Linked DNA regions of Homo sapiens: region 1 is linked to region 2. The links are chromatin contacts, found by Hi-C or POLR2A ChIA-PET in ENCODE. All regions are on one chromosome and are shown on one strand. Each heading gives the region's core, a stretch centred on a gene start or an enhancer-like site at or near the end of the contact. The rest is flanking DNA. Distances are from core to core; before and after follow the strand shown.

The links. A loop is a pair of places that touch in the nucleus more often than their neighbours do. ChIA-PET counts read pairs that join two places held with the same protein, here RNA polymerase II (POLR2A). Pooled maps may share reads with other maps.
Region 1: a map with no recorded cell type shows a loop between it and region 2 (7-fold over the local background). The contact joins two enhancer-like sites. A Hi-C loop is called at or near these places in 2 of 37 single-sample maps with no recorded cell type and 2 of 50 pooled maps. POLR2A ChIA-PET finds 5 or more read pairs at or near these places in 1 of 52 experiments (PC-9).

Annotation. Positions count from the first base shown.
Region 1 is chr20:48,948,103-48,950,802 of GRCh38, reverse strand. All of the region lies in intron 3 of ARFGEF2 (ARF guanine nucleotide exchange factor 2), which reads right to left. Among named protein-coding and RNA genes, the nearest start is that of ARFGEF2, 28 kb to the right of the region's middle. Within about 2 kb of position 1,327, at least 3 of the 41 ENCODE cell types and tissues checked have a DNase peak (open chromatin) inside an H3K27ac peak, as active enhancers do.
Region 2 is chr20:48,637,420-48,640,119 of GRCh38, reverse strand. PREX1 (phosphatidylinositol-3,4,5-trisphosphate dependent Rac exchange factor 1) reads left to right here. Exons shown (of 40, transcript NM_020820.4): 30 at 226-354; 31 at 2,368-2,409. Among named protein-coding and RNA genes, the nearest start is that of PREX1, 190 kb to the left of the region's middle. RefSeq lists an enhancer at 1,275-1,569. Within about 2 kb of position 1,404, at least 2 of the 41 ENCODE cell types and tissues checked have a DNase peak (open chromatin) inside an H3K27ac peak, as active enhancers do.

The sequences.
Region 1 (2,700 bases), core at 78-2,577, 310 kb before region 2:
TTTTTTTTAGACAGGGTCTTATTCTGTTACCTAGGCTGGAATGAAGTGGTACGGTCATGGCTCACTGATGCCTCCACCTCCCAGGCTCAAGCAATCCTCCTACCTCAGCCTCTTGAGTAGCTGGGACCACAGGCACATGCCACCAAGCTAGTCTAATTTTTCTTTATTCTTTGTAGAGATGGGGTCTTGCTATATTGCTCAGATTGGTCCCAAACTCTTGGGCTCAAGCGATCCTCCTGCCTGTAATCTCAAAGTGTTGGAATTACAGATGTGAGCCACCGCGCCTGGCTTGAATTACACTTTAAATGGATGAATTGTATGCATGTTAATTTTATCTCAAAAAGCTGTTAAAATTATATATATATATGAATATGTATTTTCTTTCAATGGAAAGATACCTAAGAAACTAATAACATGGTTGCTTGAGGGAGGAGAACTAAGTAGCTGTGAGCTGGGGTGGGACTAAGACACTCTGTAGTACATCTTTTCATTTTTTTCAACGTTGAATCCTGTCAGTGTATTTTCTACCCCAAAAATTAATGTAAAAACTTCATCTGCATTTCACACCTACATCAATAGTAGTGTGTGTCACCCACGAGCAGCTGCTTGGAACGTGCCCTCTCTGAGAGGTTACAAATTGGTCTGTGCCACCTCACACACAACCGGGATGTCAGCATGGAGGACAGAGCTGGAAGGAACCTCAAAGGTCAGCAGCAGGATGATTTCTAAGCCTGGCTGAGAAACATAATCACCTGAGGGAGCTCACTAAAAACACAGGTTCCTGGACTCCGACCCAGACCTACTGAAGCAGAACTTCCAGGTGGAGCCCAGGAATCAGTGTTTTTCTCCAAGCTATCCACGTTATATTGATGGTTGATCAGATAAAAGAATCACTCATCTGGCACATATACATGTGAACTCTAAGGCATTCTCTGCCTCCAGTGACTTGGTGAAGACTCCTAAAACTGCTGTTCTGTTCTTTCCCCTTTTTGGCTTCTACTGGTCACATGCTTCTGCCCCCACCAGGGGGACTCAGGTTCCTGAGGTTATCTATAGAGCAGCCACCACTGTGGGAGGAAGACTGGCCGCTCTGCAAAGGTCCGACACCGTTTCTCAATGGCTTTTCCCCTTCCTTAGCTAGTGAAGTGTCACCACTCAACAAGCAGAAAGAAAAATGGATTGAGAGAGTGGCTGAGAGTAGAAATGCAATACTACTGGATGGAGTAACTGAAGGAGCAGGAGAGAGGCCTGCGTACACTCTGCTGCTCAAGTCCAACCCCCAAATCTCCAGGTGAGGGGTGTGGCCTGTGAAGGGCAAGTCCAGATGCCCTTTACCTCACCCCTCACATTGCTGCTGCAGGTGCAGGCTTCCTAGGAGGGCAGGGCTGTCTACCTGGAAAATGAGCTCTGGTTTTGACATTGCTTGTTCTTACATCTAACAGACTCAAGTCTGTTTTGTGCACTGGATTGCAAGTGGGGTGGTCTAGGAACTCCTCAAATGTGAATGCTGAAAAGTAGGCTGCAATACTGATGCCACAAAGCAGGCTGGACATGGATTACGACTTTCGCACTTTAACTAAAGTATGAAAAGGACAGAAAGTATCCTCCCCTCTCCAGACTCCTTAAGGGGCACATTACTCTTCAAATCAGAAAGGGTTTTAAGCATGACTTCCCCCCTCATCTGTGCAGTGAGACAAGGCCAGGAGAAAGGAGAGTTCCTGTATCCTGTGGATCTTTCTGGTTCTGCTTTCTCATCCTTCTTTGTGACAGACCCTGTTCTGGGCACTGGGGATACAATAGTAAGACAAACGTAATTATTTTTCTTATAGAGTCTATATTCTCCAGGGAGGTGCACCAAAGCTCAAAGTCCTAACTGGGACCTACAGGGCTGTGTGTGACTTGTAGATACTGCCCCCTATCTCCCACTATCCCCCAGGTAGATGTCCCCACCTTGTTCCTTGCTAACGCAATGAGCGGCGGGAAGACGGACAGGGAGGGAGGCCTCTAGGCAGCTGGCCCACTGACACATGAGTCAGGGCTTGCACAGGGACATTCTGCCATGGAGGGGAAGATGATGACAATATAATACACTATAACAGGCCTTTATAGGACTCACTGCATGAAGGAAAATGCTATGCGGTTGGTTTCTTGGTACAGAATAGGACATACTGTACCTCTGTACTGTAATAAACAGAGGTTAGGGTAAGTAAGCTGTATTACAAGTTATCCCACCCACATGAATGAATATATTTGGTACAAATTAAGTCTTCTACCTCACTGGTCTCTTCTGAAGTTGGTTCTATTTACTTTGCCTCAGTGATAGGAATCCAAAGAGTCACCTCTGACCAGAGAAACTGAGGCATGTCTCCAAGGAGGCTTGCACAGAGATGTTCACTATAACCCTGTGTGTGCCTCTGTACAGGGGAGCGAGAGATGGAATGGTGGCATGACACGTCATATGCCAGTCAAAAGAATGCACTAGATCCACATGGAGAGATATAGCTAGAGCCTGATAACGGTGTTGAATGTAAAAAGCTGCAGAGAAACTTGTACAAGTGATATCACTTATTGAAAAAAAAAGAGAGGAAAGAAAAGTATACACCTAAACAGGCAATTGGGTTTGGGGCTGGTGGCCCAAGGAACTTCATTTTATCTGTAAAGTTCTAAAAACCTTTTAACAGAGACTGTAGTCATGTACAA
Region 2 (2,700 bases), core at 155-2,654:
CAGGAAGGAGTGCTGAGATTGATGAATAATGCCTGCCATGGGTGTGGTACCATGAAATAGCACACTTACCCTCTGTGGACCCGATAATGCCCAGGAGTCCTGCCAGCTCCCTTGATCTAGGATTATGAGCTCTGGGATCTGTGATGGGACATAGGCCTTTGTGCCACCGTTCTCCAACACTACCTCCGTCCCTTCCCTGGCCCTCATGCCACTTTCCTGCCCCAGAGTTTAAACAGAAAGAAGAGTGTACAATCCGTGGCCGGAGCCTGATCCAGATTAGCATCCAGGAGGACCCCTGGAACCTCCCCAACTCCATCAAGACCCTGGTGGACAACATTCAGAGATATGTGGAAGGTCGGTGGGCAGGGAGGGTGCATCATGGTGGGGAGGGGGCCATGGCTTTTGGTGTGGAACCTGAGAGAATCAGGAATGGATCCAGTTCTGTGACCCCTGTTTCTCCATGACCAGGGAGAGGACAAGAGAAGTGATGCCCTCTCTCAGCTGAGTGTCCTGCCCTGGGCAGGATGTGACTTGAGCCCAGGAGTTTGAGACCTGGGCAACATAGTGAGACCCTGTCTCTATCAAAACAAAAATCAGAAACAAAACAAAACAAAACAAAGCCCTGACTTTGGAGGTTGAAAAGGCTGAACCTGTTCTTTCTCAGCTTCCAAAGCATTGGATGTGTGAGTTCCTGTTATTATCAGGGTATGAGGGACACCGGCTGGCAGCCCACTGACCAGATTCAGGCCCACAGATAGGTTTCGATGCTGCAGCAGCAAAAACTGTGACTCTGCTTCCAGCTTGACAAAGGTTCTCACATAGAAACTTGGATTTCTGGCTGCTCTTGAACAACACGAAGATCTGGTGACTCTAGGCCCAGTCTCCCATCCTCCCTTGGTGGAGAGGAGTGGCGGCCGCTCTGTGTACGTGGGGCCGAGGTGCTTTCCAGTTCACCCCAGTCTCCACCACTCCCTGTGGCTTGGCGTCTGCTCCACGCATCTTACATCACCTGCCTGGCCCTTGCCGGCATTTGCGTCTGAGACTCCTGCGTTAGAAGGATCCGGACGAGGGAGATGTTTGACCAGGACAGTGGGAGATTAGAGGACTCTGGGCTGTTCCCTCGGGGAATGGCAGCCTCTGAGTCGGAGTCTCTGCTGCTTCTGATCTGTCCTGTTCTCCAAAAGTGTAACCAGTGAGGAGCATCGACTCTGGGTCCAGACCACCAGGGCTTGAATCCCAGCTCACCCACTTACTGGCTGTGTGATCATGGCGAGTTCCTTGACGCCTCTGGCCTTAGCTTCTTCCTGTGTCAAATGGGCCCACAGTGCTGCCTCCTTCCCGTGTGGTCAGGAGGATTAAATGAGTCAGCATAGGTCATGCGCTCAGTGCCCTGGCTGCCTGGCGTGGTGACTCCTGGCCTGGCTTCCTGGTGTGGTGAGTTCTGGCCTGGCTGCCTGGCGTGGTGAGTCCTGCCGTGGTGCCTGGCGTGGTGAGTCCTGACAAGAGCGCACCACTGCAGCTGCTCTCGTTCTTACCCTGCCCAGCCCTGAGTCCTGCAGTCCTCCCTGGGGAAGAAGGCACCTAATAAACCAAATCCAAAGCCCTTCCACATCTTTCTAAGCCCTTTTGTGGGCCGAGGAGCATCTTTTTTAAGGAAAGAGAACAGGATGTTGGGCCTGGAAGAATTGAGCTTTTTTTGCAGGACAGGGCGTGTGTAGGGCCATGCCCATGTAGGATGAGAATATGTATGTGAGGCTGTTAGGAGTGTGTGTCTTATGTGTGCACTCGTGTGTCTGTTGTGTGTCTGTGTGGATGTGTGTGTACCTGTGTGTGTACATATGTATGTGAGTCTGCAGATGAGTGCACGTGTGTGGTGTGCACTTGTGTGTCTGCTGTGTGCTTGTGTGGGCGCATGTGTACCTGCGTGTGTACATATGTGAGTCTACGTATGAGTATATGTGTGTGTCTCTGTGTGTGGCATGCACTTGGGTGTCTGTTGATGTGTGAGTGTGTGTGTGTATGGATACGTGTGTATCTAGGTTGTACGTGTGTGTGACCATACTTATGTGAACAAGGTGTGGGGCAGGGGCTGTGGCCCAGGGATTAAAGGGGCTGGTTCCATCTGTGTCCCAGGCTTGCACGTACAGATGGGGCTCACAGTTGGGGTTCCACTGCCTGAGGTCAGGGGTTCCTGGAGTTTACCTGACAATCAATAAAACCTCCTTGAGCACAGCCTTGGGTGCCAGGGCTTTGCTGTGAAGGGTCAGAGCACCTTGGGAGGTGCCATGGGGAGGGGCCCGGTTCTGCCCTCACCTCTTGCTGCCCCCTCCCAGCCCGTCCCCCTTTCTGTCTCCCTTCTCCTTCCAGATGGGAAGAACCAGCTGCTCCTGGCCTTGCTGAAGTGCACAGGTGAGGCCTTTAAAGGTGTGTGGGGGGCACATACCCGGCCTCTTCCACCACCCAAGGCCGACCATCCATGCCCTCGGGGCCTGGACGGGGGGAGGCAACGCTTTGGCCTGGAGCCCCTCCAAGAGCTACTTGAAACTTGCTTCTTCCTCTTGTGTCCAAGGGACAAGTCTCAGGGCACTGGAGCCAGGAGCCCTGTCCTGTGCCACTGCCCAGGCCTGGGTGGATGTTGACGGGGCCCCGGGATAGAGGACGATGTTAGGGGGCCTTGTGCCGGTAGAGCCTTCAGCCCCA